2 separate regions of the Homo sapiens genome follow, and region 2 is linked to region 1. Evidence: chromatin loops called from intact Hi-C (ENCODE). Cell type or tissue: PC-9. All regions are shown on one strand. Each heading gives the region's core, and the rest is flanking DNA. Links, peaks and the distances in the headings are about the cores only. Region 1 has its middle 35 kb from the start of BATF. Region 2 has its middle 25 kb from the start of JDP2-AS1.

What was found. A loop is a pair of places that touch in the nucleus more often than their neighbours do. Peaks named below come from ENCODE experiments on the same cell type or tissue, not always from the same donor. Only the 100,000 strongest peaks of a DNase experiment are listed, where the experiment ranks them.
Region 2: a loop joins it to region 1, with 8 times the contacts of the local background. A loop is called at or near these places in 3 of 110 quality-filtered maps.

Annotation. Positions count from the first base shown.
Region 1 is chr14:75,479,939-75,495,411 of GRCh38, forward strand. No RefSeq gene overlaps it. Among named protein-coding and RNA genes, the nearest start is that of BATF, 35 kb to the right of the region's middle. RefSeq lists enhancers at 176-1,066, 329-378. In PC-9, for the core only: CTCF peaks have their summits at 9,034 (motif pointing left) and 9,237; DNase peaks (open chromatin) are centred at 7,613 and 9,013; H3K27ac peaks cover 836 bases.
Region 2 is chr14:75,394,459-75,409,931 of GRCh38, forward strand. No RefSeq gene overlaps it. Among named protein-coding and RNA genes, the nearest start is that of JDP2-AS1, 25 kb to the right of the region's middle. In PC-9, for the core only: no CTCF peak of the experiment used is centred there; a DNase peak (open chromatin) is centred at 6,013; H3K4me3 peaks cover 568 bases; H3K27ac peaks cover 2,108 bases.

The DNA of each region.
Region 1 (15,473 bases), core at 4,342-12,341:
CTGAAAAGCTAGTCACAGGCTTTGCAGATTCAGCTCCCCGCCAGCCCCCAAATCCTTCCCTTCTAGCCCTATTCACTGCAGTATTTATAGCCCAAATGTGAAACGTATAATTATTCTCCTTCTCTGCCTTTCTTTTCTTGAAATAAAGACTTAGTCCACCCTTCTATTTGCATAACACCACCTGAGAAGAAATCTCCTTGGGGCCCAGGGACTTGAGCGTCTGAACTCCCTGACTTCATACAGAGTTACTGAAAAAGCTCTGTTCCTCTTTGAAGGCACAGAAGAAACCAGAAGAGACTTCCCTCAAATGCATTCCCTTCAAGCAGCTGAAACCTTTGCATTTCTAAAGCGGCCTCTAGCCCAGGCTCCAGAGACACCCCTTCCCTCATTAGAAAGGAAGGGAACTGTGAGGGGAGTCCAAGGTCACAGTTCCTGGTGCTCATGAAACAAGCAGGAGTGAAACATTCAGCTTCTTAGGGAAGGGCTTTTTGGGTCGGTGCCTGGTCAAGTGGGCCAGACCCTGCTCTGCTTCAGGTGGGTGGGAGGGTCGGTGGCCCCTGCAGCTGAACCCCATCCCTGACTGGGCTCCTGCACAAGGAGCAGACGATCCACGTGGGGCCTTAGAGTTTCTACCCCTCCCACACACAGGACTTGCAGTTCTTTCATTCGGATTTGCCAAAAGGGGGATTTTCTTTCCTCATAAACTGACAGATAAACAATGAGAGTTACTAAATTAGTTACATAAATAGAAAAGCTGTTCACAAGTATAACACAGAGGTGTGGATTTCATTTTGCAGCCAATTCCTCCTTACTAGGAAATTTATACTAGAAGTCTAGCCAGGCAGGGGTGGCTAAACTAAGAGAAGTCATTCGTATTTACCTTCATTTTTAAAATCTAAACATTTACTTGAAAAGCCCAGAAGTGTTTTTAAAAATGACCTTTGGAAAGAAAAGCCACAGACTGGAAGAAAATATTTGTAAAACACATATCTGATAAAGGTCTTATAACTAAAATATACAAAGAACTCTTACAACTCAACAATAAGAAAGCAAACAAACCAATTAAAACATGGGCAGAAGATCCGCACTGACACCTCGAAGATACGCAAATGGCAAATAAGCACATGAAAAGATGCTCAACATCATATGCCATTAGGGAATTATAAATTAAAACAATGAGCTACCTGCACACACCTATTAGAGTGGCTGAAATCCAAAACACGGAGAACACCAAATGCTGGCGAGGATGTGGAGCAAAAGGAACTCTCATTCACTGCTGGTGCAAACGCAGAATTGGTGCAACCACTTTGGAAGACGGTTTGGCAATTTCTCATGAAGCCAAACTTACTCTTACCATGTAATCCAGCAAGCACATGTCTTGGTATTGACCCAGATGAATTGAAAACTTATGTCCACACGAAAGTTGATAGCAGCTTTTTTCATAATCACCCCAAATTGGAAGAAACCAAGATGTCTTTCAATAGGTGAATGGATAAACTATGATATATTCAAAAGGTGGAATATTATTTAGCGATGAAAAGAAATGAGCTGTCAATCCATGAAAAGACAGGGAGGAACCTTAAATGTATTTTGCTAAGTGAAGGAAGCCAGTCTGCAAAAGCGACATACTGCATGATTCCAACTATGTAACATTCTGGAGAAGGTAAAGGAGGGAGATCATCAAAAGATCTACGGTTGCCAGGGCTGCAGGGAGGAGAGAGGGAGAAACGGTGCAGCACAAGGAATTACGAGGGTGGTGAAACGTTGCCCTATGATACTGTTAATGATAGATACACGATATTATGCATCTGTCAAAACCCATAGAACTATACAACCAAAGAATGAACCTTAAACTGTAGACTTTTTTAAATAACAATGTATCTTTTTGGTTTATCAATTGTAATAAGTGTACTACACTAATGCAAGTTATTAACAATAGGGGAAACTGTCAGGGAGGCGGTACACAGGGTGAGGCAGTGTGGAGAAGAGGGAATATATAGAAACTGTACCTATACTCAACTTTTCTGTGAAACTAAAAATTAAAATCTATTGGCCAGGCACAGCGGCTCACGCCTGTATCCCAGCACCCTGGGAGGCCAAGGACAGTGGATCACTGGAGGTCAGGAGTTTGAGAGCAGCCTGGCCAACATGACAATACCCCATCTCTATCAAAAATACAAAAATTAGGCATGGTGGTGGGAGCCTGTGGTCCCAGCTATTTGGGTATCTGAAGCACGAGAATCACTTGAATCTGGGAGATGGAGGTTGCAGTGAGCCGAGATCGTGCCACCGCACTTTAGCCTGGGTGACAGAGTGAGACTCTGCCTCAATAAATAAATAAATAAAGTCTACTAATTTTTTTAAAGGCCTATGACCCCATTTCTTCTTTTTAATCACATAAAACAAGGTGGAGACGCCTTTTGGGGGTGAGTAGCCTGCCACTGGCGCTCCAGGGCTGGGGTTGCACTCCTGAGGCTCTACTGTCCTGGGGTCTCAAGAGTGGCCCCGCTGCCAGGACTCCACTAGGCACTGCCCTGGTGGGGACTCTCCACAGCAGCCCCTTCCCTGTGCCATTTCTTTGCCTGGGCCCTGAGGCTCTCTGAGGCATCCCTTGAAATCCAGGTGGAGGTAGCCCTGCCTCTGCAGCTCGTCACTGCATGCCTGTGGAGTTAGCACCACATGTAAGCCACCAAGGTTCACCACTTGTGTCCTCTGGAGTGGTGGCTTCAGCTGCACCTGGGCCCACCTGAGCAACAGCTGGGGCTACCAAGGAGCACCATGCCAGAATACAGTTAGCAGAGACTTGAGGAGGCCCTGGACCGGGATCCCCGGGACCCCAAGTTCCACAGGGGCCCTGGGCCCCTCCCTTGAAATTATTTTGCCCTCAATGCCCTGACTGTGATGGGTAGGGCAGTCTCTGAGATCTCAGAAATGCTTTCAGGGTTATTCTTCCATCATCTTGGTGAACAGCATCCAGCTTCCTTCAGTCTATACTAACCTGTTTATCAACAGATTAACAGATTTACTAATCTGTGGTCACTTGGCCACACCCTTGGCTTTCTCTCCTAACATGCTTTTTTATTCTTTACATGGCCATGCTGAGAATTTTCCAAATCATTCTGCTTCCCTTTTAATTAAAAATTCCGTCTCTAAGCCGGGTGCGGTGGCACACGCCTGTAATCCCAGCACTTTGGGAGGCCGAGGCGGGCAGATCACAAGGTCAGGAGTTGGAGACCAGCCTGGCCAATATGGTGAAACCCCGTCTCTACTGAAAATACAAAAATTAGCCGGGCATGGTGGCGCGCACCTGTAGTCCCAGCTACTCAGGAGGCTGAGGCAAAATAATCACTTGAACCCGGGAGGCAGAGGTTGCAGTGAGCCAAGATCGTGCCACTACACTCCAGCCTGGACAACAGAGGGAAATTCCATCAAAAAAAAATCCATCTTTAAATTATTTCTCTTCTCACATGTTACCATGAGCAGTTAAGAGAAGCCATCCACACCCTGAACACTTTGCTTTGGTATTTCTTCTGCTAAATATGCCAGTTCATTGATCTTAAATTCTGCTTTCCACAAAGCAGTAGGATACAGATACAATTCAGACGAGTTTTTGCTGCTTTATAACAAGGATAGCCTTTCCTCCAACTTCTGATAAGACATTCCTCGTTTTCATCTAAGACTTCATCAGATTGGCTTTTTCTAGAATACCAGCCTTCTGTTCACAACCATTTAGATAATCCCTAACACTGAGGCTGTCTCTACAACTTTCCTCTTCACAGCCCTCATTGGAATCTCCTTTAACATTCTGGTCATGACAATACAGGCTTTTTCCAGCATATGCTTCAAAACTATTCCATCCTCTACCCCTTACCCAGTTCCAAAGCCACTTCCATATTTCAAGATACTGGTTATAGCAGCAGGCCTACTTCTCTGGTACCAATTTCTTAGTCTGTTTGTACCTCTGCAACAGAATACTACAGACTTCATAATTTATAAAGAACAGAAATTTATTTCTCACATTTCTGGAGGATGGAAAGTCTAAGATCAAGGTGCTGGCAGGTTCAGTGTCTAGTGAGGCCCTGTCTCTGCTTCCAAGATGGCGGCAGTTTCAGTGTCTGGTGAGGGCCCTGTCTCTGCTTCCAAGATGGCGCTTTGTTGCTCTGTCCACCAGAGGAGAGAAACGCTGTGTCCTCACATGGTGGAAGGGACAGAGCTGGTGGAAGGGGGGCAAACTCCCTCTATCACACCCTTCTATGAGAGCATTTAATCCCATTCATGAGGGCAGAGCTCTCATGCCTCAACCATCTCCTAAAGGCCACAGTTCTTAATACTGTTGCATTGGGATTAAATTTCAACATGAATTTCGGAGAGGACAAAAACATTCAAATCGGAGAAGTAGACATTCCAGTCCATTCTATTCCCTCATTTCACATACCTCCCAACAAGGTAACCCTCATTTATGATTTAGTGTGCACACTTCTTTACACTTCTTTGTTTTTTCCCTTAATTTTCTACAAATATATTTAGATAGACACACACACACACACACGGCATCACACATTTAAAAGAAATAAAGATGAAATCATGTTTTACATCTTAGTTTGCGACTTACTCATTTCACTTAGATTATGAACCTTTATCCAGGCTATTTGTGTAGATCTAAACCTTTTAAAAACCAGGGCAACGTAGCAAAACCCTGTCTCTATTTTTTAAAAAAAGAAAACCAGGGCTGCTTACATCCTATGTGCACTAACAATGGTCATTAGGCAGGGTTTGATTGCTAAAGAAGATTCAAAGAGTTCAAGTTGACAGTGCTTACAAAGCTACTGCTTATTGCAGCAAACCATTCATTTAATGCAACAGCAGTTAAGTAAGACATCAAGGGATCCAGAGAGGGCAGGTGCAAGCTCCAATTGTTCCACCTCTGGAAGAGCCACGCAAGACATACCTTCTCTCTAGAGTCACCTGTGTGTCACAGAACACCTCAGAACTGGGAAGCCCAAGCTGGAGTTTCCAGCAGGGTGTCATATACCCCTCTGCTCATGTAGGCATGTTTCTTGCTGTGTCACCAGCCCCAAAAGCACAGTCCTCCAGGGGTCTCACCAAGACCAGGAACAAATCATCAATCTCACTGTTATCAATACACAATGCTGAACAAAGTAAAAATAAAAATAAACACTGCTGATAAGCCAGTACAAACCACGTTGAAATCCCTCAGACTCATGGTTACAAAACAGCACTGTTAATGAGTATCTTTAATGCCTTGACCAGGGCTCAGTGCTGTGCAGGAATAGCTCTTATTTCGGTAAATCAGCCTATGTCAATTCCAGGCCTGCTGGAGTTAACCCTTGCAACAACCATGGTTGTTTTATATATATAAAACAAACAAAAGCTGCCACAATAGAGGTCTGAGAAGGAAGCTCTATGTTACTTCATTCTCACACTGCTGTAAAGATACTACCCGAGACTGGGTAATTTATGAAGAAAGAGGTTTAACTGACCCACAGTTCCGCATGGCTTGGGAGGCCTCAGGAAACTTACAATCATGGCAGAAGGTGAAGGGGAAGCAAAGCACCTTCTTCACAAGGCAGCAGGAGAGAGAAGCATGAAGGAGGAACTTCCAAACACTTATAAAACCATGAGATCTCGTGAGAACTCACTCTCTATCACGAGAACAGCATGGGGGAAATCAACCCCATGATCCAATCATCTCTTTCCCTTGACATGTAGGGATCACATTTTGAGATGAGATTTGGGTGGGACACAAAGCCAAACCATATCATGCTCCAACTTCATGATGAATTCTGATGGGTCAGCGTGAATGCCTGGGAGTGCCAAGTCTCGAGAAGACCTCACCTCTGAATATTACCTCTCTGCTGAGCACCCAGATGTCCCTCTCTGCTAAAAAGACCTCTTTCCTTTCCTACCACTCACCCCAACTTGGCTAGGCTTAAGCATGATTGACAGACAGAGGTTAAGAAACACCATCTGAGGCCAGGCGCGGCGGCTCACACCTGTAATCCCAGCACTTTGGGAGGCCGAGGCAGGTGGATCACCTGAGGTCAGGAGTTCGATACTAGCCTGGCCAACATGGTGAAACCCTGTCTCTACAAAAAATACAAAATTAGCCAGGCGTGGTGGCACGCACCTGTTATCTCAGCTACTTAGGAGGCTGAGGCAGGAGAATCACTTGAACCCAGGAGGCAGGGGTTGCAGTGAACTGAGATTGCACCATTGCATTCCAGCCTGGGCAACAAGAGTGAAACTCTATCTAGAGGAAAGAAAAAGAAAGAAAGAAAGAAAGAAAGAAAGAAAGAAAGAAAGAAAGAAAGAAAGAAAGAAAGAAAGAAAGAAAGAAAGAAAGAGAGAGAGAGAAAGAGAGAGAAAGAGAAAGGAGGAAAGGAAGAAAGAAAGAAGGAAGGAAGGAAGGAATGAAGGAAGAAAAAGAAAGAGAGAGAAAGGAGGAAAGGAAGAAAGAAACAAAGAGGAAAGAAGGAAGAAAGAAAGATAGGAAGGAGAGAAAGAAAGAAAAAAGAAAGAAAAAAGAAAGGAAGGTAGGAAGGAAGGAAGGAAAGAAAGAAAAAGAAAAGAAAAGAAAGAAAGAAAGAAAGAAAGAAAGACCATCTGAGCTGTGAATGTGACCACAACACATTTAAGAGGGTGGGGACAACCCTCACTGGAATTATCTCATGTGTGCAACTGGGATGCAGAGTGGGGTTGGGTAGGAAGCCTGCCAAACTGCCTATGGGAGCCAATAATGGTCACCCGAATAGGACACAATGCTGCCAATGGACTATATGTGTAGTTTCATATGTGTAAAATACATACAACCTTCAATGCATGTTGTTGGTTTTTGCTATAACTCTTGAGAGACTGGAAAAACATCATCTGTCATCATAGGATTTAACCCTTGCTTAAGATCCGGCGGCAGCTTCTGGTGGGCTTCCCTAGTGCGGCGTCCCTGCCCCGTCTTGCTCTGGCCCCTCTCATTCTCTGCTCCAGCCAGACTGAACAGCTCTTACTTCCTTCTAAACGCTTCCAACATTTTAATCTTGGCTCTACCTTGGAATGCCCAGGGTTATGTGACTTGCCCAAGGACAAAATAAGGATGTAGTGGAGTTGATATTCAAAGCCGGATTTATCTCACTCCAAAGCAAGGACAAAGAATTCCCTTAGGAAATCAGCGGTGGCCCATCTATTTGTGTGGAGAAACAAGAGTTGCTTATAATTCTGGGTAGTGGGATGTCCCCATCGCTTCACCTAGTCAACACCTGTGTCTCATTTAAAACTCAATTCAGGCATCGCTGCACTTTCAGTGGGTTGTTTTTTTTTTTTAGGTTTGAAGCTCATTTAACAACGAGCAAAGGGGTTGCAGAGTAAGAACGCTGATGTTTTTCTCTGGGAATAGGTGGCCACATCCAAAGACAAAGAAATGTTCGAAGTCTTTGCATTTGGAGAGAAAACACCATGCCCATTGCTGCAGCCTGAATTCCCAATGAGTAGTGCCTCTGTCTGGAGTTAAAGGATGATGTACCATGTGGAACCAGGATGTGGTAACTCCTTAAACCCTGCCACTCTTTCACACCTTTGATATGACTCATTTTGATGAAATTCAACGAACTCAGAGCACCTGCTCATGCAGCAGAATATTTTTGAGCTAGAAAGCTCCACGACTTCCTCTCCCTAAGACTGCAGAAAGCTTAGCCCCAGGCTATGAAGAGAGCCAGCAGAATGACCACTGGCACCAGAGGACACTGGTCTTGCCCGCCCACCCTTCGCTGTGCCGGCTCCTCACCCCTGTGCTGGGTGCAGTAGAGGCTGGTCCTCCAAGTCTCACTTGGGACTTGCCCAAGTGAGAGACACTAGGGCAAAAAATATAGCCATATATGCATGCAGATATATACCAGCAGAATGACCACTGGCACCAGAGGACACTGGTCTTGCCCGCCCACCCTTCGCTGTGCCGGCTCCTCACCCCTGTGCTGGGTGCAGTAGAGGCTGGTCCTCCAAGTCTCACTTGGGACTTGCCCAAGTGAGAGACACTAGGGCAAAAAATATAGCCATATATGCATGCAGATATATATCAGCAGAATGACCACTGGCACCAGAGGACACTGGTCTTGCCCGCCCACCCTTCGCTGTGCCGGCTCCTCACCCCTGTGCTGGGTGCAGTAGAGGCTGGTCCTCCAAGTCTCACTTGGGACTTGCCCAAGTGAGAGACACTAGGGCAAAAAATATAGCCATATATGCATGCAGATATATATGGCTATACTTTTTTTTGCTGTTGGGTTTTTGTTGTTGTTGTTGTTGTTGTTTTGAGACAGTCTTGCTCTGTCACCCAGGCTGGAGTGCAATGGCGCGATCTTGGCTCACTGCAACCTCCACCTCCCAGGTTCAAGCGATTCTCCTGCCTCAGCCTCCTGAGTAGCTGGGATTACAGGCGTGCACCACCATGCCCGGCTAATTTTTTGTATCTTTAGTAGAGACAGGGTTTCACTATGTTGGCCAGGCTGCTCTCAAACTCCTGACCTCATGATCTGCCCACCTCGGCCTTCCAAAGTGCTGGGATTACAGGCGTGAGCTACTGCGTCCAGCCTGCTGGCAGACCACCAATTCGTATATACTGACTGATGTCAGTTTCAGGAAATCAAAAAAAGTATATGTATATGTATATGTATATGTATATGTATATGTATATGTATATGTATATGTATATGTATATGTATAATCTAAATTTCCATCCATTTCTACATCTGTCCAGAAGGATATTCATTAAAATATTAACAGCAGTTCTCTCTGGATGGCAGGATTATAATTATTTGACTCACATATTTCCAGACCTCCCAAATTTTCCAAAGTTCCTGTGCATTAGCTACATGAGCTGAAGAACAAGCCCAAAGCCCATTCTTTTTTAAATAGCTGAGACTCCAAGTCTAGGGGATGCTCCGAGTGACGGACAAAGCCCTTCCTTCGAGGATGATTCTAGGAAGATCCTGGGGCGTCAGCCTTCTCTGGGCAGCGTCTTTGCTGCCCTCTGCTGGTCATTTGGAAGCTCGGCAAGTCCAAGTCCAGCCCCTTTCTTGTGGAGCAGTTTCTTCTTTAGGTTTGCCCTCTGAGGCCCAATTTCTTAGAACTGTTTTCGTTTTGTTTCATTTTTCTGAGATAGAGAATCCTTTTAAACTTAAAAAAAAAAGAAAAGGGCCGGGCGCGGTGGCTCACGCCTGTAATCCCAGCACTTTGGGAGGCCGAGGCGGGCGTATCACAAGGTCAGGAGATGGAGACCATCCTGACTAACACGGTGAAACCCCGTCTCTACTAAAAATACCAAAAATTAGCCGGGCTTGGTGGCGGGCGCCTATAGTCCCAGCTACCCGGGAGGCTGAGGCAGGAGAATGGCGAGAACCCGGGAGGCGGAGCTTGCAGTGAGCCGAGATCCCGCCACTGCACTCCAGCCTGGGCGACAGAGGGAGACTCCGTCTCAAAATAAATAAATAAACAAACAAACTAACTAAAAAAAAGTTTAAAAGAAAACTTCTAAATGAGGTGGCTCCAGTGTAAGCCTCTTTAAAGCTCTGATGGAAAAGTCATTCTTTTAAAAACCCAAACCACTCAGCCTCCATTTCACAGCCAGAGAGAGCTGCAGTGTCATTGCTGGAGGGGACCCAGGGCGCGTTCACCTGCTGATTTCTCACTGTTGATTGAGGATCAGTCTTTGGTTTTGGTCAGCGTCATTACTGCCAAAGCCACCAGCACACCTGCCAAGATGCAAAGGATGGTGTTTCTCACGGAGTCAGAGGAGGCCGTCTGCTCCGTGCCCTTACAGAATGCCAAGAAGTCATGGCTGGTGCTGGAGCCCTCAACCCCAGAACACCTTAAGACTGTGTGGCTTTAACAATTTACACCACCTCTCTGTTCCTTCATCTGCAGCATGGAATTGTAACCATGCCTTCCTAGATTTAAACTCCAGTTCCACCATGTACCAGCTGATAATCTTGGACATGTTACCGACACCTCTGTGCCTCAGTTTCTTCATCTGTAAAATGTGGGGGGGAAGTAATTCATAGGGCTATGAGTATGGAATTAATTAATAATTGTGAATAATTAGAAAAGTGCCTGGAGCATAAATAGTTCTCGGTAAATGTTTATTATTATTGTTACTGTTACCAGTTACCAAAGCATATTATTAGTTAAATGTCATTCTATGAATGCATACAGTTTGGAGTAAGGGATTTATTATCTGATAAGCCTTTTGTATTAGGAACCATCCTAGGTTCTATTTATTTAATACTCTCTGCAACCCTTCAAGGAAGATATTCTTTTCCTCATTTTACAAATGAGGAAACTAAAATGCAAAGATATTAAATAACTTGCCCAAGATCACACAGCCAGGAAATATGGAGCCAGGGTTTGATCCCATTATTTGCCTCAGAGCCTCTGTTCTTTCCTGTCCATTTGGTTGAATGCTACCCACTAAAGTTAGGTTGGTTGTTAGTCTTTTTTTTCCAGACAGAGTCTCACTATGTTGTCCAGGCTGGTCACACACTCCTAGGCTCAAGTGATCCTCCCACCTCAGCCTCCCAAGTAGCTGGGAATACAGGCACATGTCACCGCTTTTACTAATTTTTTTTTCTGGCATACTTTATCTCCCACTCCTACTTGGTTATAAGTTAGGGTAATACCAATTGCTGTAACAGATAAACTCCAAATCTCCATGGCTTTACAACAAACTTTATTTCTCATGCATGCAATAACTCCCCATTGGTGGACAGGTCTTCCATGTGGTGATTCAGGGATCCAGGCTCTTTGGTCTTGTGGTTCTACTTTCCTCTGGGACATTGGAGTCTTCTGCATTTAGCTAGTGAATGAGCAAAGAATATGGGCCAGGCCTGGAAGTGGTGCTTCTCAACTGTCCACATTACATTAACTTAAAACTCAGTGGCGTAGTCACACCTCACTGCAAAGGAGGCTAGGAAATGTAGTCTTGTTCTGTGTCCAGGAGGCAGAGGAAACATGAGAGCTAGTCTGCCATGCCGGCCTATGTCTTATAGAGCCTTGCTGTCTTAATTTAAATTTTAGTTCCTCTGGGAAGAGATCCTGACTCCCTCAGGTCTGGATTGGACACCCCTCCTCTGTACTTCTTCCCTTCCTCTCTTGTGGCATTTATTGCATGGAAATACACACACAGACACACACACACACACACACACACACACACATATATATATATATATATATTTGAGACAGGGTCTCACTCTGTCATTGAGGCTGGAGTGCAGTGGCACAGTCATGGCTCACTGCAGCCTCAACCTCCTAGGCTCAAGCGACCCTCATATCTCAGCCTCCCAAGTAGCTGGGACTACAGGCATGCACTACCATGCCCAGCTAATTTTTGTATTTTTTTTTGTAGAGATGTGGTTTCACCACGTTGCCCAGGCTGGTCTCGAACTCCTGAGTTCAGGCAATCCTCCCACCTCGGGCTCCCAAAGTGCTGGGATTACAGGTGTGCACCATCACGCCCGGCTGGAATTATAATTGCTTATGCATCTGTCTCCCTCATTAGACCGTGGGATCTAGGGCAGGGGCTCCATCAGTTTTGTCACTGATGAATTCCCAGCTGTGACATGGAGCCTGGCACAAGCCAGTGTTAAATAGTTGTTCGATGGATGATGTCTGGGATAATGACTGAGGGGGCAGAGGAAGTGGTTGCGATTGGTCTCTTGGGCTCCCCCCAGAGTGGTGTGCTCCCCTCCTCCGCTTTCAGTCAGTTTCAGAACCATGGGACAGCTTGTCCGGGAACAGGGCTGGAAAACCCTCTGAGGTTGAGGTTGGGGCCTCTGTTCTTTAAGAGTGGAACTGAGACGTTGCGTGTGGTCACAGGTTGTCTGCACCTCTGCACCTGGCACCAAGGAGGACCCCACACAGACGTTCCCTCCATCAGTGAATTCCAGCACATGTACCCTACAGAGCCCGGCTTTGAACTTAGGCAACATAAACCACCACCATAAGGATAAAGCAATAGATTGCACTTACTTATTTACGATTTAAGTCTTGTTCACTCCCCAAAATTTTTGCAGTAGCTTACAAAGTGAACACAATGAGAAAGAAGCTTGAATAGAAGAGAAAAACCGGTCAAAGTGATATTAGATCACTGAAAATCTGATGGCTCCAGGAATAACAAGATAAGTGGTGTTTAATTTTTATTCTTTGTTTCTAAGTCTTTATTTTGGGACAAGTTTTAGTTTTTTATAGCTGACCTCTTTTTGTCCTCCTTTCCCCCCTCAATGCCTCTGGGTAGCTGGTATTTGCAAGTCTTGGCATATAACAGATCAGGACTGGGGAGGGGCCTGTGGTCAAGTCTTGGCCTCTCTTTTTGGGGTTCCAAGCACCTCTTCAGACCCAACCCCTCAAGCTCATCTATCGCTCCTTTTCCCTGACTACAGCTCCCTCTCCACAGCCTGATATTAAGATGACGGTTGGCCAGGCACAGTGGCTGACACCTGTAATCCCAGCATTTTGGGTCACTGAGGTGGGAGGATTGCTTGAGGCCTGGAGTTTGAGACCAGCCCAGACAACACAGCAAGACTCGCCCCCTCCCCATCTCTATCAAAAAATAAAAATAAAAATTAGCAAGGCGTGGTGGTGCAAACTTGTGGTCCCAGTTACTCTGGAGACGGAGGCAGGAGAATCACTTGAGCCCGGGAACTTGAGGCTGCAGTGAGCTGTGATTGCACCACTGCACTTCAGCTTGGGTGACAGAGTGAGACTCTGTCTCAAAAAAAAAGAAAGAAAGAAAGATGAAGGTAGTGTTCATGAACAAAACCATAGTCCTTACATACTGTGTATGAGAAACCTCATTTAACAAGACAAGGGGATGGTACAGCATGGTGGTAGGGCAAGAAATCCCAGCCTGGCACCTCCTGGCTGGCGATCTTGGCAAGTCACTTCATGGCTCTGAGCCTCCATTGACTCATCTATGAAATAAGATCATGGGACCCAGATGATCTGAAAATGCCCTCAGAGGGGCAACATATTACATCAGGTGGACTTGAAGGAGGACAAGTGAATCAGTCTGCTGCTCTCATTAGCAGCTTGGCGGTGGGGAGGGTCGCTAAGCCTGCGGGGAGAGGGAGGAAAGAGGGATGGCACCTGTGGGGGCACCTGACTTGGGGCTCTTTGTGGAGAGGAGTCTAGGGCATGTGTCATCTCATCATGTTCTGGGGGTAGCTGAGTTTAGGGGAGGGGAGCCACCGTTTCTCCCAGGGACCTCTCCCCTCTTTATGCATGTTGATTACAGGGACCCTACAGATTGACTTTGGAATGGGAGAGTGGGAGTCTTGTCTCTGGGCTCGCGCCCCTGGAGAAAGGGAGGGTAAGGTGCAGCTTGGGGCCTGGGCTGAAGTAAGCCTGGCCTGTGCCCCTAATGAGGCAGGGAATCTGAGGGAGGACGGAGGTATCTGTAGGCTGAGGTGCACCAGGCCTCAGCGAGATTTATATTCTAGAAACTTCTCTGGCCCCCACACAGGCCAATTCTGTGCTGATTCATAAAAGAGAAGAAGAAGAAGGAAAAAAAAAACACTCTAGGTTCCAAAGGAGCAAATTTGTGTGAGTTTTACAAAGTCAACCTGAGCTGGAGAAGGGGTTTCCCCCAAACTCTCCCTGCACACCCAGCAATTCACTAAGAGCCTGGGAGTGTGCTGGGAGGTGGGCTGGGAGGAGGCGGGGATGGAGAGTGGGGAGGGGGACTGGGGAGGGTGCTTGTCTTCTCCTAGGACATTTATCACCAGGTTGACAGTCCGTGACCCCCCGCTTCTCATAGACTTTCCGCTATGTCACTCTGAGGCTGCAAAGCCCTGCTTGAAACCAACTTCTCTACCCTGTAGTATAATGCATCAATGTACAAAAACAACAGAAATATTTACCAAGGGGAAAAACATCCCCGATAATCTTATCACCCCATCAGATGAACTGTTTCCATTTTTCTGGGCTTCCTTCCATCCCAGTCTTCATAGTTGAATCATAAATCAACTACACTTATGGTATTAACTTTTTTTTTCTTTCCTAACGTGGTGTGATATTGGGCGAGTTTCAGTTTCCTCATCTGTAAGATGAGACCCTCATAATACCCGCCTCACACAGTGGAGTGAGCCTCAAATGAGATTCTGATTGTAAAGCACTTGGCATGGGGCCTGGCATATAATAGGTGCTCAATGAATGATTAGAATTTTTCAACTCTTTATATTATTGTGATAAAGAAAGTTGGAACTATTGTACTAACTTTAAAAGAAGCCTGGTTATAGTGAAATATCTTATATGATTATCCATTAAAGGTTTGCATCAGCAGATGTACATGTGCCCTATTATTCCACAACTAGGGGAGCCAGCCCCTGTCCATGTGGTCATTTTGGGGGTGGGGATGGGGCAAGGTGGTCTCATTATAGCTGAGACCTTTTCTTTTCTTTTCTTTCTTTCTTTTTTTTTTTTTTTTTTTGAGACAAAGTCTCACTCTGTCCCCCAGGCTGGAGTGCAGTAGCGTGATCTCGGCTCACCGCAAGCTCCATCTCCCGGGTTCACGCCATTCTCCTGCTTCAGCCTCCCAAGTAGCTGAGACTACAGGTGCCCGCCACCATGCCTGGCTAATTTTTTGTATTTTTAGTAGAGACGGGGTTTCACCGTGTTAGCCAGGATGGTCAGCTGAGACCTTTTCTGGCCTGAGTGCATGGTAGCAGGCCATGCTGATGTCACCTTTCTTGAAAGATGGGGAGATTCCAACACCCCATCTTCCCATCCCCATGATGCCCAAAGGGTCCCTGGGAATCTCAGCTCAGTTGTCCTCTCATTGTGTGTCATGGGAGAAGCGACCTTTAGATGTTCGCACAGGTGAATCAAAGTGCTGGACCCTTCCTCTACCATGCTGCAGAGAAGGGGTGGTGTTGGGGAATATTAAGTGGTGCATCTCTGCATAGCTAAAAGGCTGAGCTGGAGCATGGGCCACCGGGGCATGTGTGGTTTTGCTGAGCTTCCATTCTCTGGCCAGTGAAATGAAGTCTGTGAACATGGCGGTCATGGAGCTAAGTGATTCTTGGCTTTGGGAAGGAAATTGGCGATGTCACCGGACATTTGCCCCAAAGACTTGTCACATGATGTGAGACCTCTTTGCCTCTGAGTCACATTCTGAATCACAGGATATGGCCATATTAATGATGGCAGAGGCTGCCATTAACCAAGTGCACCCAAGCTGTAAATTCATGGAATCCTCCAAACAGCTCCATGATACATATACTGGTAATATCTTCATTTTTCAGGTGAGAAAATTAAGATGCGGAAAGATTAAATAATTTGCCTAAAGGCACATGGTTTGCAAGGGGTGGAGCTGTGATTCAATTCAGTCGTCTGATTCTAGCTTCCCCCATCCTTTTTGGAGGAGGGAAGTATCATAAAACTGTTGATTTCATTTAACAGAATTTTAAATGAAG
Region 2 (15,473 bases), core at 2,647-10,646, 87 kb before region 1:
TGGCCATATTGCCCAGGCTGGTCTCCAACTCCTGAGCTCAAGCAATCCTCCCACCTCAGCCTCCCAAAGTGCTGGGATTATAGACATGAGCCACCGTGCCTAGCCTTATTTGATTTTTCACCTCTTGCTTGTTTTATACTGAGTTCTACTGCAGGAAGTCAGCAGCCCATTTTTCACTGTCCCTCAGCAGGACAGGTCAGTATTATTACTTTTGATTCATAAAGTTGACTCAAGTACCTGAGTGTCTAAATGAATCCCCAGCTGTTAGAGCCACTGGGTTAGGCAGAAGATGGTAATAATTAAACATATATGTTTGGCTTGGGCTCAGATTCCAAGTCCATTACCTACCAGCTGTGTGGCCCTGGGTAAATTACTTACCATCTCTGGGTCTTGAGTCCACCAAGGTAAATGAAGTAATTTGTGAAGAGAGCTAGGCATGGGGCTTGAAACCTAAGAATTACTTTGTAAGAGTCAGTTAGTACGGTTTACTATTATATTTTACCATTACTTTAGGGCCCTTAAAGGCAGCTTCAGTTTCTAAAAGATTTATCCAAGGAATTACAGAGTTTTGGCAGTGGAGAGGGTCCCATAGTTATGAATCCAGCCCTCTGGTTTCTGCAGAAGAGGAATTGGAAGCCCAGTGAGGCGAAGTCAAGCTCTTTGTCTCCTTGCTCTTTTTGCCACACTGTGTTGGACTCTTGAAACTTCCCGAATGCTGAGTCGACACCTGGGGATTAAAATGTTAATTTTCAACAAGAATCTGATTTTGCTCAGCTATAATTTTATAGACAGAGAAGCAGGGACCCAGCAATGAAGGCTGCGACTAGAACTATTCCAGACAGGAGTTTCCATGTAAGCGAGAGAAGGGCTCCTTTGTGTAGCATCTTTTTCCAAGCAAGACTGGGAGCAGGGCTCCTGCACGGGAGTATGAGGTTGGTCCCCCTGAGTACTATAATCCACCCGGAGCTCTGGTCAGCATCCTCTCAGAGGAGACCACTTGAGCTGCGAACATTCTAGAATGGCCAGGGGGAGTTCTGGTCCTGGTGCCCTTGCCGCATGTTCCCGAGTGTCCTGTTCTGTCTGTTATCGGCTATTATTGCACATTCTGTGCACCCTTCTCCCTTTGCTTCCAGGGCTGTTCTGTTTCATTTCATATTGTTGGTGTCCTGGTACCTTTCCATTTCATTAATTCATTCGACAAACATTTATCGAGCCCCCACTCAGATGGGGCTCAGGATAAGGCAGTAAACCAGCCAGACCTGGGTTTCACGCTGCTGGGGCTTACGGTCTGGTCAGGAGACAGATGTGAAACAGACAACACACCAAAGGTGTCTGATCGCAAATGGTGAAACGTGGTCCAAAGGATAGGGTCAAGGAGTGGTGAGATCACAAAAGAAGGGTCTGCCTGGGGCTTGGGGTGTCACGAGGCCTCCCTGAGGCTGTGACATTTAAGCTGAGACATGAAGGAGCCAGTCACATAGAGGGGGAGTGGGGAGAAAAGGGTTCTGGGCAGAGGAACAGCATCAGGAAAGGTGGAAGGAATGTTGGAAAGCAGATGTCACGTGTGTGTGGCTGAGGGCTGTGCATGAGCCTGAGTGGCAGGGACGGAGGGCAGGGAGGAACAGAGCTCATGCCACAGAGGGAGAAGGTGATGTCACCCTTCCTGGGCTTCCCTGGGGACAGTAGAGCATCTGGGTACTTCCAGGGAGTAGAATCCAGTGGTTACGAGCCCAGACTGGAGGCAGATCTCCTGCGGTTGATTCCTAGCTGTGCCCTTAACTAACTGTGTGACCTTGGTCATGTGATGCCTCAATTTCTAAATCTGTAAAATAGGAACAATCACAATTTTACAACTGTAAAATAGAGCTGTTGAGAGGACTGAATGAAGTAACGTGTTGGCTGTGATTAGGACAGATGATGGGGATGACGGTGATGCTGACCATGTCCTTTGGCATAAGGCACATCAGTGATTGCCCCCAGGTTGTTGATGGATACTTCTGATGCTACCCACCCAGCTCATAGGTAGCATGGGAAGTCACCCAAAGAGATGAGTCTCCGACAGCCTGTGTAAAGTATGTGACCTTGCCACCTGGTTTCCATAAACCAAGGTGAACAGTTGCCCAAGGCTTGGTCAATCAGATTATTAGAATTTTGATGACCAAGAGATAGCCAGTTGGTTTGATATGGTGCCCTGAGTGGAAGAGATACAAATGAGGAAGTGTTGGGCCAGGCACAGTGGCTCGCACCTGTAATCCCAGCACTTTGGGAGGCCGAGGTGGGTGGATCACTTGAGCCCAGGAGTTAGAGATCAGTCTGGCCAATATGGCGAAACCCCGTCTCTACTAAAAATACAAAAAAATTAGCCAGGCTTGGTGGCGCGTGCCTGAGTCCCAGCTCCTTAGGAAGCTGAGGCACGAGAATTGCTTGAACCCAGGAGGCAGAGGTTGCAGTCAGCCAAGATGGCGCCACTGCACTCCACATTCCAGCCTGGGCGACAGAGCAAGACTCTGTCTTAAAAAAAAAAAAAAAAGAAAGAAAGTGCATGTGTGAGTGTGTAGGTGGGGTGAGGTTGGGGGACTGAGAAGAAAAGCAGCTTGGTTTGCAGAGAGGAGAAAAAAACAGAGCTGCAGATTCAAAATGCAGAGATACTGCCTGGTTCCCAGTGCCTTTCCAGTTCTTGGGCTTCTATTCCTGGAGAAAGCCTGCTGGCCCTGGCTTCCATGGATATCCCAGGATTCTTCCAGGAAGCTTTCTTTGGTATTGCCTGAACAAGTTCAAGATGGCTTCTGCTGACTAAGGCATGGGTTAACACAGCCCTATCGGAAAATCTTCACGGAGAACTGCACCCCAAGCAGGTGGACATTCTCCTTTTTCTCCTTCAGATCAATGGACAATTTGAAAGTGTATGTATTGTATTTCTCCTGGAGGTCCAAATACAAAACCCCTCTCTGAAGCCTTTCAAGAAGGCTTGGTATGGCTGAAATGTGGTTCTCTGCTGCTGATAAAAGTGATCATGTACCTGTGGGTGGTCTGCTGCCTTAGCTAGGTACTGAAGCCTGGATCCCAGAGACATTCCTTTCAGACTTCCTGAGCACCTCCTGATTCCTGTTCTCATTCCTTCTGGGCTGACCCATGCTCTGTGCTGAGCTTTATACCTATTCTGGTTGCAGATAAGGTAATTTAACAAATAAGGTGAGAGATTCCAGTGAGCAAAAGACAGACAGACAGACAGACAGAGCCAGAGGCAGAGTTAGAGTCTAGACCTTGGTGGGTGAGTGTGAGCTCAGTTTCTAATCATCTCTCAGCTTTACATGGCTCAGTAATCTGATATTATCAGTTCAGACAGAGGGGACAAGGCCCAGGGAAGCACTGTCCAACAGAAATATAGTGTGAGCCATAAATGTAACTTAAAATTTTCTAGTAGTAACATTTTAAAAAGTAAAAAGCATATGTTAACCCAATATAGCTAAACCATTATTATTTCAACATGTAATTAATATAATTTTTTTAAGAGAGACAGAGTCTTGCTCTGTTGCCCAGGCTGGAGTACAGTGGCGTGATCATAGCTCATTGCAGCCTCAACCTCCTGGCTTCAGGTGATCCTCCCACCTCAGTCTCCCAAGTACCTTGGACTATGGGTACACATCACTGTGCCAGCTAATTTTTTTTTTTAGAAATGGTATCTTGTTATGTTGCCCAACTTTAAGAGACAAGCGAGACGTCATCTCTAAAAAAAAAAAAAAAAAAAAAAGAGAGAGAGAGAGAGAGAAATGCATTTCTCTTATGTAAATGCTTAGGTAGGTCTTGAGGGCTACTGATATGGCTCTTTGTGCAATATTTAACCCAAGTTCCTTCTATCTGTTGGTCCACCATGCATGGGCTATATTTCCAAATTCCACAACAGTCCAAGATGACTGCTCCAGCTCCAGCCAGTGCGACCACCTTCCAGCCTGCAGAAAAGGAAAAGGGAAGAAGGACACACTACCACCTTTTCATGGCACTTCCAAAAAGTTACACACATATTACTTTTATTTACATCCATTTGTCGGGATTTAGTCATATGGCCCTATCTAGCTGCAAGGGAGGCTGAGAAATGTACTCTGTGTTCTAGGTGACCAAGTCGCTGGCTAAAATTCAGGGATTCTGTGACTAAGGAAGAAAATAGCGAGGAAGCAACTGATAGTGTTGGTCTCAGAGACCAAACCATGCTAATGAAATGCAGATTCTCTGGTAAACCAGAAGGCCAAGTTATTCAAGAACAGTAAGACTATAATTGTCAGCCAGATGAGAGTGCCTGAGTTGGCTGACCATTTCAATCTCTTCCCAGTAGGCTAGTCTAAATGGTTAGAAGATTAATGGATCGGACTATGAGAGCCTGATAGGTCCCTTTCCATTTCAGGACCTACAAACCTGCCAGGAGAACTAAAACATTCCTGCCAGCCTGGGAGGGAGCCCTTTTTCTGGGATGATGCTAGAGATGCTTGGACAAACTCTGGCCCCTCAACATTTCTTTACCTGAACCCATCCTAGCTTTATACACTACAATTCTACTTATATTTGTTACATTTTAGATGTTGGGAAGAGATTTTGAAGACATACTAGCTCTTTGTTGTGAACTTGGGATTTGCTATTGTCTCATCAGCAGTGTTCATTAACTTGATAAACATTTATTGAGCACCTACTTTTTGCCAGGTATTGCATTATGCTAGGAGTGAATAAGAACCTGTCCTTAAGTTGACTGCAGTATCTAAAGAATAGGGAAAGTGATGGGCAAGCATTTGAGAAATGAGTAGGCATTCACTGAGCAAGAGGAATGAAAAGCCATCCCAGGTGAAGGGAAGGCATGTGCAAAGGCTTGGGAGACACCAAAGAACATGACGTGTTTGGGAAAAAGAAGTAGCTGGGTGGGGCTTGTCGGGAGGAGATGCTGGAAGGGTGGCCTCTTCAGCATCCATTCTCTCTCAGTAACTACCCCATTTTCCTTGGGGTATCCACCCTCCCTACACTTCCCATATTTTTTGGAGGAAGTCGACTCCACCCTGGCCTAGGCTTGGGGTAAATAGCCCCAGTATAGACTAATCAGCAAAATCCCTTCTTGCCTGCAGATGGGCAAATGACCCAATTCTGACCTGAGAGACTGGAGAAGACTTTGCTGGCAGGTTCAGGGAAAGAAGCTCTCTCCCTTTCTCCTTCTATACAGCATGGAGCATAGGTGTGAAAACAGGAATTGTGGCAGCCGTTTTCTCACCATGAGAAAAGCCTGCCTGAGCATGAAGACAACACCATGGAGGGCAGAGAGGAAAACACCAAGAAGAAGAAGGGGTTTTGATGACATTGTGGTGCTATTGAGTCAAACCTACACTGAAGCCTCCTTGAGCCCTCGGCTTTAGGCAGCTTGGGGCTGCAATGTGAAGGACCTTGGGGCTTAGCTTTTATTCTGGGGCAATGGGAAACAATAGACAGCTTCAAGGAGGGGGGCAAGCCCACTGGACCTGAATTGTAGGAAGTTGTCTGCAGTGCTGAGTGCAAAGAGCCTGGGCCAAAGCCAGAAATGAGGACCTGAGCCAAGACAGGAGAAGAGGAAAGAGTCTGAGAGCCACTTGGGTGACAGAAGCCAGACTAACTGGATTAAGAGGGCATGAGGAAGAGGGTGTGTGCTTTAGGAAGAGGCTAAAACTCTTAGCCTGACTACATGAATGGAGAAACTCCCCTTCCCCCTTCTTTTGCCTCTATCACTGTCCCCCTGGGAAATCATGTCCACTGCCAAACCCTGTATTCTCCTCTTCTGCAGATTCATGCCTCTGATTACAATTCTTTATGGGCATGCCTGGTCCTTTGGAGCAGGGACCATGCCTCGTCATCTTCACATCCCCAGGGACTAGCCTGGCACATGGTTGGCACCGGGTCAAGGCTGACTTGGATTGAGTTCTCGCTGAGCTAGGCATGAGCTGCACCCTCCCCCTGCCCCCAGGGCTTAGTCATCTGTTTCATAAGCAGCTTCCAAAAGCTGCAGCCCCAATACCCAGCTTCCTTGTTGTTGGCAGGTGTTGGCAGCCCTGAGTGCCAGAACGCCAGGGAGCCAGCCACTGGGAACATGCTAGGGTGGTGAGCAGGAGCCAACTAATCAGGGCTCATATACATTTACGAGAGGCGTGTGTGTGCTCCCCAGGAGAGCTGTAACGACACTCCCTTTCCAGGAAACACAAACCAGGCCTCTTTCCTTTCTTTTTTCTCACCTGTCCTGTCTTGTGGCCAGAAGCACATTCATTGGCTTTCCATGCTTCTAAAATAAATCAAATTGGGGGCCACACCCTTCCAAGCTACTTTAGGTTTGCTCCGTGGAAGCTTTAACCCCTTATCATCCCACCAGGCCTGAAATGCTTGGGTTCCAATTTACAAAAATATTAACTTTTTATGTCCTTTCAGAAGAAGGATCTCAGTTTTCCTGATGTCTGCTCCCCTGCCCTGGAATTTCTCCCTCTGCTCATAATTCATCCCAAGGATGTTGACTTCTGTGTTTTGGGATGGTCAGGGGCTAAGTGGCATGGAGGGCAAATAGATTAACCTTTTACCAACTTTCCAAAGCCCTTCCTCCTTGTTCTTTTTTGTTTTTGTTTTTTTGAGATGGAGTCTCACTCTGTCACCCAGGCTGGAGTGCAGCAGCATGATCTCATCTCATTGCAACTTCCGCCTCCCAGGTTCAAGTGATTCTCCTGCCTCAGCCTCCTGAGTAGCTGGGACTACAGGCGCATGCCACCACGCCCAGATAATTTCTGTATTTTTAGTAGAGATGGGGTTTTGCCATGTTGGCCAGGCTGGTCTCAAACTCCTGACCTCATGATCCACCCACCTCGGCCTACCAAAGTGCTGAGATTACAGGCGTGAGCCACTGCGCCTGGCCCTTCCTTGTTCTTTTTATCTCGGCCTCCTCTGGGCTTTTGGAAGGCCTCTTCTTTCTCTAACCCCAAGGTTTTCCTCATTACTCCTCCAAGATTTCAAGGTTTTCCTCTTGTCAGTTTCGTTATGGAAACTCCTGGTTCCCCGCTAGCCTGCGCTCCTCAGTAGGGCTCTGAAACTCAGCTCTCATCTGCCCCAGTGTTATGTTGTTTTTTTCCCTGTCGCTATGGCAGGGATTAAGACAGGAGCCAGGGAAGAAGGGCGGGGGGAGGAAAGTGAGCACGGAAAGGCAGAAGAACGATGGGAGAGAGCCTGATTGGAGGGTGTCAGAGCTGAAGGAAACCGACAGAGAAATGGGCTGAGTGTGTCAAGGGAAGGAAGAGGGATTTGTTTTTCGTTGTTCTATTTTGGTTTTGGTTTTATAGTTTGGATTTGTTTCCAGAGATGAAGAGAAATGTACTTAGTGCTGAATCTCCCCCAACATAGAGTCATGGCTAAAGAAATCCCTCTCGCATCGTCAGTAATCCAGGGGCAATCTTTAGATCCCAGATGGAATAGGGAAAACTCTCAAAAAAGCTTCCAGTTATTCTCAATTCACTTTATGGACAAGCCTGCCCAGTCAGTGTGACAAAGTGACCCAGTACCACTCTGAGACCAGGCAAGCCCTGCCCTTTGGAGATCCCTTCCCCGCAGGCCTCCCTTTGTCCCTGGGGCGAGGGGGTCCTCAGGGCTGAGGGTGATGCCCAGACAGAGTCTATGCCCACACCCACCCCTTCCAGCCCATGCTCCATACTCAGGACCCCAGAATCTCTGCCCGAATGGCCCAAGCCCACTTCCAGGTTCTGGGTGGGCCTGTTTCCATGGTCCACCCTCTCAAGGTAGCCTGTGCAGCCAGTGGCCAAGGGATAGCTGCTTGGGACTGGGCAGTGGGCAGAACCCGGAGGTGCAGGCTGGTGTCAAGCATGTGCACTTGAGAAGGGGCCCTGGCTGAGGGTTGGAACAAACGGCAGGCAGGCCCTGAGCGGGGCTGCCTTTCCTTCTGCTGCTGCATTCTGGTCTGAAGAGTCTGAGGATTCTAAAGTCATACCTGGCCTTCCAGAATGTTATGGAGGTTCATTTGTGAAGACAGGAGAAGAAGACAGGTTTTATTGAATAATTTCTTATCTTGACTTATAGCTTTTAAATATTTAGATACATGGTATGTGAATTGTTGTTTGAATTCTTGCCCTGGTCCCACAAACCTGTGATAAAATGAAGATTTGCGTGATGGAAACGACTCTATTTCCAAATCTCTTCTGCTCCATGTTCCAGTCTTTCTCTGCCAAATGCCTTCATTTGAATGCTCTCATCCTGTGTGAGTCTGTAAATCAGCCTACCACTGAGTAGAAGAAATGGTAGTGGCCATTTTGTGTTCTCAATTTATTTTCACACACACACACACACATATATATATATGTGGTCTAGCTTCTGAACCCCCTTTCTGTGTTTGGGGAGTATCCCACTCACACACACACACTTTTCTGAGCCATGGTGGGGAACAGAGCTCACATCCCAGAACACAAAGCAAACATTGCTAAGAACTTGTCGTGGCCAACACTACCAGTGGCTTCCCCAGATGTCCACTCTCCCCTTCTCCTTTAATAAGAGAACCCTCAATGTTTAGCTGGGCACATGGCTGCCTGGGCCAAAGACTACATTTCCCAGACTCTTTTCTGCCAGATGTTGCCAAGCGACCAAGTTTCAACCATTGAGACAGAAGTGATATGGGCAATTTCCAGGAAGTGGTTGTAAAGGGAGGGAGGGGGCCTGCTTCTTACCCTTTTCTCCTTCCTGATATCTGGAATGTGGACTTGATGGCAGGCTCCCAAGCAGCCTTATTGGTCCATAAGGCAGTGTGCAAAGGCAGTGCAGAAGGAGCTCCAGAGTGGTCTCGCTCCAACTTTGTTTGCCTTCAAACTTTTTTACATAGAGAAAAAAAAAAACTCTTTCTTTTTTTTTTTTTTTTTTTTTTGAGAAAGGGGTCTCGCTTTTTTGCCTAGGCTGGAGTGTGGTGGCGTGATCATAACTCACTGCAGCCTCGATCTCCCAGGCTCAAGTGATCCTCCCACCCCAGCCTCTTGAGTAGCTGGGACTACAGGCGTGCACCACCACACCTGGCTAATTTTTGTATTTTTGCAAAGATAGGGTCTTGCCGTGTTGCCTAGGCTGATCTCAAGCTCCTGGGCTCAAGTGATCCACCTGCCTTGGCCTCCCAGGGTGCTGGGATTACAGATGTGAGCCGCCATGCCTGGCCAAAAAATAAAGTTCTATGTTGTTTAGACCATAATTATTTTGAGTCTTCTATCTAAATAGATAGAACTCAAGCCAAAATAACACATTTGTCTTCCCAGACTCTCTTGTAGCTAGGTCACAGCCTGTAACCAGGCTCCACGAAGGGCAGGCTCTCTGGTCCAGGCAGCCTCAGCAATAGGCTCGAGACCTGGGCAGCAGTGGTTGCCCCCGGTGTTCAGTACCAGGGGCATGTGTGAGGCAAGATGAGGTGCCCAGTGCTTGGTGGCAGTGGTGGCTCCTTACTGAACAGGTTCTGCCATGTGATTTTATGATTTTGGGCACTGTTTTTGGCTATATGGCCTCAACCCTGGTCCTCCAGTCCACCTGATGATTTTGTGAATATCCAACATCCTGTTAATAAATTCCCATTCTGCTTACATCTGCCAGAGTTGGTCAGTAACCCAGTCTTAGCCCCTGTCAAACTACTTTTTAACAATAAGATTTTACCAAGATTGTTGGTTTTGCCATTAGATGAGTCCATGGAATAATCTCAAACTCAACGTGAGGCATGAATTCCATTTAAAGTCAGACAGTCCTAACAATTCTTGTTTCTGAGGGTGCTGTTGATGGGGGCAAAATTGGGTTCTTTGGAATATTCAGTGTCTCTTGGCATAGGGATATGTGCCATCTACGAGGTGAAACATGATATTTTTGGGGGAATACCAACAACAAAAATTAAATACAAATTTAATTAAATGAATACAAAATTAAATTAGAAGTACATTCAAAGGGTACAGCACTTCACTTGTTCAGAAGTGATTTATGCGGCAACCCCAGCTATTTGGAACACTGCCAGGAACCAGAAAATGAGCAGAAATCAATACAACCCCCAAAACCAATGAACAGACAAACAACAACTCTCAAAGCAAAACAAGACAAAAAACACTATTCACAGCCAAAATAAATGTCACAGGATCCACTGCCTAGATTTTATGTATTTATTCACAGGTGCACCATCTTGACCCTCCTTCAGAGCATATTTACTGTTTGTGTAGACAAAGTTTGAGGAACAATTTGGATGAGGAACGTCCCATTCCATAGCAGATTTGAATGTGGACGGGAGAGGGGAAAGGCTGCCGTGGACTGACAGTCTACCAGCAATTATAAGATGGGTGTTAGCTTGTGTTAAACTCAGAGACAAAGCAGTCAGGAGAGCCTAGCATCAGAGCCGATTGGGTGTAACAGTATCGAGTCTGTGTTATAGCCCAATACACAAACAGGGAAGGGGGTCATGAAAATCCTGGGTGTCATGAAAAGTTAGAAAAGTTAAACCACAGGACATTATCCAGTGCTGGTGAACATGCGGAGCAATGAGCAGTTCCCCAATCACTGGTAGAAGAACAACCACTTGAGAATCTGGTTTGGCAGCACCTTGGAGAGCTGAGCATGTGCAGAGTCCTTGATCCAGGAGTTTCATTCCTAAACGTGTGCAGAGAGAAACTCTTGCAATGGTCACAGGAGACATGTACCAGAAAATCCATGGCAGCACTGTTTGTAACAGTACTCAAAATTCCTCAGATATCCACCAAACAGGAAAACAAATGAGTGCATTGTGGTATGCTCTACAATGGGATATAATACAGCCGGGAAAATGAGCACACTAAAGCTACACACAGCAACATGGATGAATCTAGAAATACAACATTCGGCCGGGTGTGGTGGCTCATGCCTGTAATCCCAGGACTTCGGGAGGCAGAAGCAAAAGGATTGTTTGAGCCCAGGAGTTGGAGATGAGCCTGAGCAACATGATGAGACCCTGTCTCTACAAATAAATTTAAGAAAGAGTTAGCTGAGCATGGCAGTGTGAGCCTATGGTTCCAGCTACTTGGGAGTCTGAGGCAGGAGGATCACCTGAACCCAGGAGGTCAGGGCTGCAGTGAGCTGTGACTGGGCCATTGCACTCCAGCCTGGGTGACAGAGTAAGACCCTGTCTCAAAAAAAATAAACAAATAAATGAAAATTAAAAACACAATGTTCAGCAAAAGGAACTAATCACAAGAAAATATAAAAATAGCAATTTGATTTACATAAAATTCAAGAACAGGCAAAACAAATTATATTGTTTGGGGCTACATTCATGTGTGGTAAAGAGAAGCAAGGACACAATGTATAGTCTGCTGGAGTGTGGTTACTTCTAACAGAGAAGGAGGAGGCTTATCAGGTACCATTGTGATATTTTTTTCTTCACTGGAGCATGGGTCTGTTGGTATTTTATTTATATTATTTATACCGTGCATCCATGTTTTATTCATGTATGAGATATACTTCACCAACAATTTTTTTAAAAGAAGGAGAAAAAAACCAAGAGTCAGGTTCTGTTTAATGTACTCCATTTAAGAAGGCAAAATAGTATTTAATAACATTAGAAATCTTTCTACCAAAAACAATAATCAGAAAAACCATTTTGGCACTTGGAGGGCTAAGTTGCAGTTTCTGGAAAGTTTATTTAAATGTGACTGTGTCTCAGCTGCTTTCCCATACAGTGGAGACACCAGAACCTGGAGTCTCATCTCTTTTCAAACAAATTTCCAAATCCTGAAAAAAAGAGAGAGGAGCCCTTATGGAAGCTCCATGGTATGACACTGAGGACCTTCGCCAGCCAGCTCAAAGTCTGCATTTTGGCCTCCCTCCCTCTGGCTGCTTCCTTATCGGAGTCACCTGAGAGCTGGTTTGAAATGCAGATTCTCAAGCCCTACCCTGGATCTGCTGAATCAGAATCTGCAAATTAATAAGATCCCTGGGGACTCTGTCTTAGCCCCTTTAATGTTGCTTATAACAGAATACCTGAAACTTGTTAATTTATAAATAAAAGACATTTGTTTTACAGGTATGAAGGCTGAAAAGTCTAAGGTCAAGGGGCTGCATCTGGTGAGGGCCTTCTTGCTGTTGGGGACTCTGCAGAGTCCTAAGGCAGCACAAGGCGTCACATGGCAGGGGGACTGCGTGTGATAGACAGGCCTTTCTTCCTTTTCTCTCTCTGTTTTTTAAGACAGGGTCTCATTATGTTCCCCAGGCTGGTCTTGAATTCCTGGCCTGAAGCAATTCTCCCACCTCAACTTCCCAAGTAGCTAGGTTTACAGATGCTTGCCACTGTGCCTGGTTTTCTCCTTCTCTTAGAAAGCCACCAGTCCCATTCTCATGATAACCTACTAATCTATTAACCAATTAATCCATTAAGCTATGAATAAATTAATACATTCATGAGGGCAGAGCCCTCATTACCCAATCACCTCTTAAAGGCCCCACCTCTCAATATGGCCACATTGGGGAGTTTTGGAGGGGACACACATTCAAACCGTAGCGTGCTCTGAATGCACACTGAAGTGTGAGAAGCATTGCTTAAGACTAGACTATGACTAGGGACCAGATACTCAGTTCTTTTTCTTTTTAAAATAGATTTAGGAAGTACAAGTGCAGTTTTATTACATTGATATATTGTACAGTGGTGAAATCTGGGCTTTGAGTGTAACCATCACCCAAACAGTGTATATTGTACCCATTACGTAATTTCTCATCTCTTGCCCTCCTCCCACCCTCCCATTTTGCCAAGTCTCCAGTGTCTATTATTCTACTTTCTATATCAATTTGTACACATTATTTAGCTCCCACTTACACGTGAGAACATATGGTATTTGGCTTTTTGTTTCTGGGTTATTTCACTTAAGATAATGGCCTTTAGTTTCATCCATGTTGCTGCAAAAGACATGATTTTATTTATTTCTTATGGCTGAGTAGTACTCCATGGAATACCATGTATAGATACATTTTCTTTATCCAGTCATCCACTGATGGACACTTAGGGTGATTCCATGTCTTTGCTATTGTGAATAGTGCTGCAACGAACACATGAGTGCAGGTGTCTTTTTTATATAATGCCTTTTTTTTTTTCCTTTGTGTATATACCAGTAGTGGGATTGCTGGACCAAATTGTAGTTCTATTTTTAGTTCTTTCAGAAATCTCCATGCTTTTTCCGTAGAGGTGGTACTAATTTACCCTGCCACCAACAGTATAAAAGCATCCCCTTTTCAGGCCGGGCGTGGTGGCTCAAGCCTGTAATCCCAGCACTTTGGGAGGCCGAGTAGGGCGGATTGTGAGGTCAGGAGATCGAGACCATCCTGGCTAACACGGTGAAACCCCGTCTCTACTAAAAATACAAAAAATTAGCCAAGCGTGTTGGCGGGCGCCTGTAGTCCCAGCTACTCGGGAGGCTGAGGCAGGAGAATGGCGTGAACCAGGGAGGCGGAGCTTGCAGTGAGTGGAGATCGCGCCACTGCACTCCAGCCTGAACGACAGAGCGAGACTCTGTCTCAAAAAAAAAAAAAAAAAAAAAAAAGCATCCCCTTTTCTCTGCATCTTTGCCAATATCTGTTGTTTTTTGACTTTTAAAAATAATGAATAATGGCCATTCCGACTGGTGTGAGATGGTGTCTCATTGTGACTTTAATTTGCATTTCTCTGATGATGAGTGGTGAGCATTTCTTCATATGTTGTTGGCTTCTTGCAGATACTCAGTTCTTTATAATTTCGGGAAAACTGCCCTTTTGAACAGGCCCAAAGTCGACCCTCCTCGTACTGAGATCCGTGCTGCAGGGGATGGTGCTCAGGAAAAATCTAATGGATTGATCGATTCATTCATTCAATTAATGTTAGGATGAATCCTATGAAATGGCCATTTTATAGGTCAAAAACAGCTGAATATTGTCAGTTTGACATGGTCTAGCTCTTACTATTTGTCAAGCTCCCATTATGTATGAGGCACAAAGCTAGGTACTGGGGGTGGGGCAGGGAGCAAAACCAGCCTAGGCTCCTGCTCTCAAGGAGCTCATGGTTTGCCATGAAAGATAGTCAATAATTTAAAAAAAAAATCTAGCCGGGCGCGGTGGCTCATGCCTGTAATCCCAGCACTTTGGGAGGCCAAGGCTGGCAGATCACGAGGTCAGGAGATCGAAAACATCCTGGCTAACACGGTGAAACCCCGTCTCTACTAAAAATACAAAAAATTAGCCAGGCGTGGTGGCGGGTGCCTGTAGTCCCAGCTACTTGAGAGGCTGAGGCAGGAGAATGGCGTGAACCCGGGAGGTGGAGCTTGCAGTGAGCCAAGATCACGCCACTGCACTCCAGCCTGGGTGACAGAGTGAGACTCCGTCTCAAAAAAAAAAAAATCTACACAAAGAATTCCAACTGTGGCAACAGCCACAGAGTGGAGATCCCCGGTGTACAGAGTGTCCATGAATTGACGAATGTCACGGTGGGTGGTGGTCAGAAAAGGTCTCTCTGAGGAAGTGCCTCCAGAACTGAAATCTGAAGGGTGAGGAGTTAGCCAGACTAAAGGGGGTAGAGGTGAAGAGTGAGGACTCAGAGGAAGAGAAATCTAGGCAGAGGGTGCAAAGGCCTCCCACAAACAATTATGGAAGGCAGGGACCCTGTCTGGCTGCAGGGCCTGGCCTGTGGGGCCTGGGGTCTCTCCTCTCCCTGCTGGGAGGTAGCTGATTTTGCCCATGACAGCAACCCCATAGTGCTCTAGGCCTTTCTGCTTCTCCTGAAACCTTTGTGTTAAAGAGGCTGCTGTGCCTTGACTCCTCCCTGGGAAGGGATTAGCAGACCATGATTTAATGGCCCTACCAAGTGGTGGAGTGGGGGGCCTAGGGGGCTGGTCTCAAATCTAGATCTCCCCCAGATTGACTGGGATTCTTCTTCCTAGCTCAGCAACCCCTGTGACTAGCAGCTACACTGGTTTTATAAGAGCCAGCCCATTTTAGCTAGAGCAGCAGTCGATAGCTTTGTGGTATGGGCGGCCATACATCATTCATATTAAAACTGGCCACTGCCATGCCTGAGACATCCTGCTGAGACAGCAAGTCTTTTGTCAGCTGCCTTCTCTTCCCTTGACCCATTTTACTTGGCAGTGGTTCTGTCTTGGGAGTCCCAGGCCAGGGAGTGACTGACTGGGCAGGTGTCCTCCCTCTTCCCTGTCTCTGCCCTCTTTGGCGCCTCCTCTCGTTCTTTCTACTCTGAGTGTTCAGTGCTCTCAAGTTTTCTCAGCCTCCTCCATTGGGAGAAAAAAACACCAACAACTTATAATTGCATCCCTGCATTGGCTATTTAATTTGCTCCTCTTTCAGGCCCCTCTCTCCACCATTGTCTACTCCTGTAGCAGGACGTAGTTCTACTGATGAACAGCCTGGTCCGGGCCCCGACTGTCAGACCAACTGTGGTCCTTGGCTGGGGGTCCACAATAGTGTTC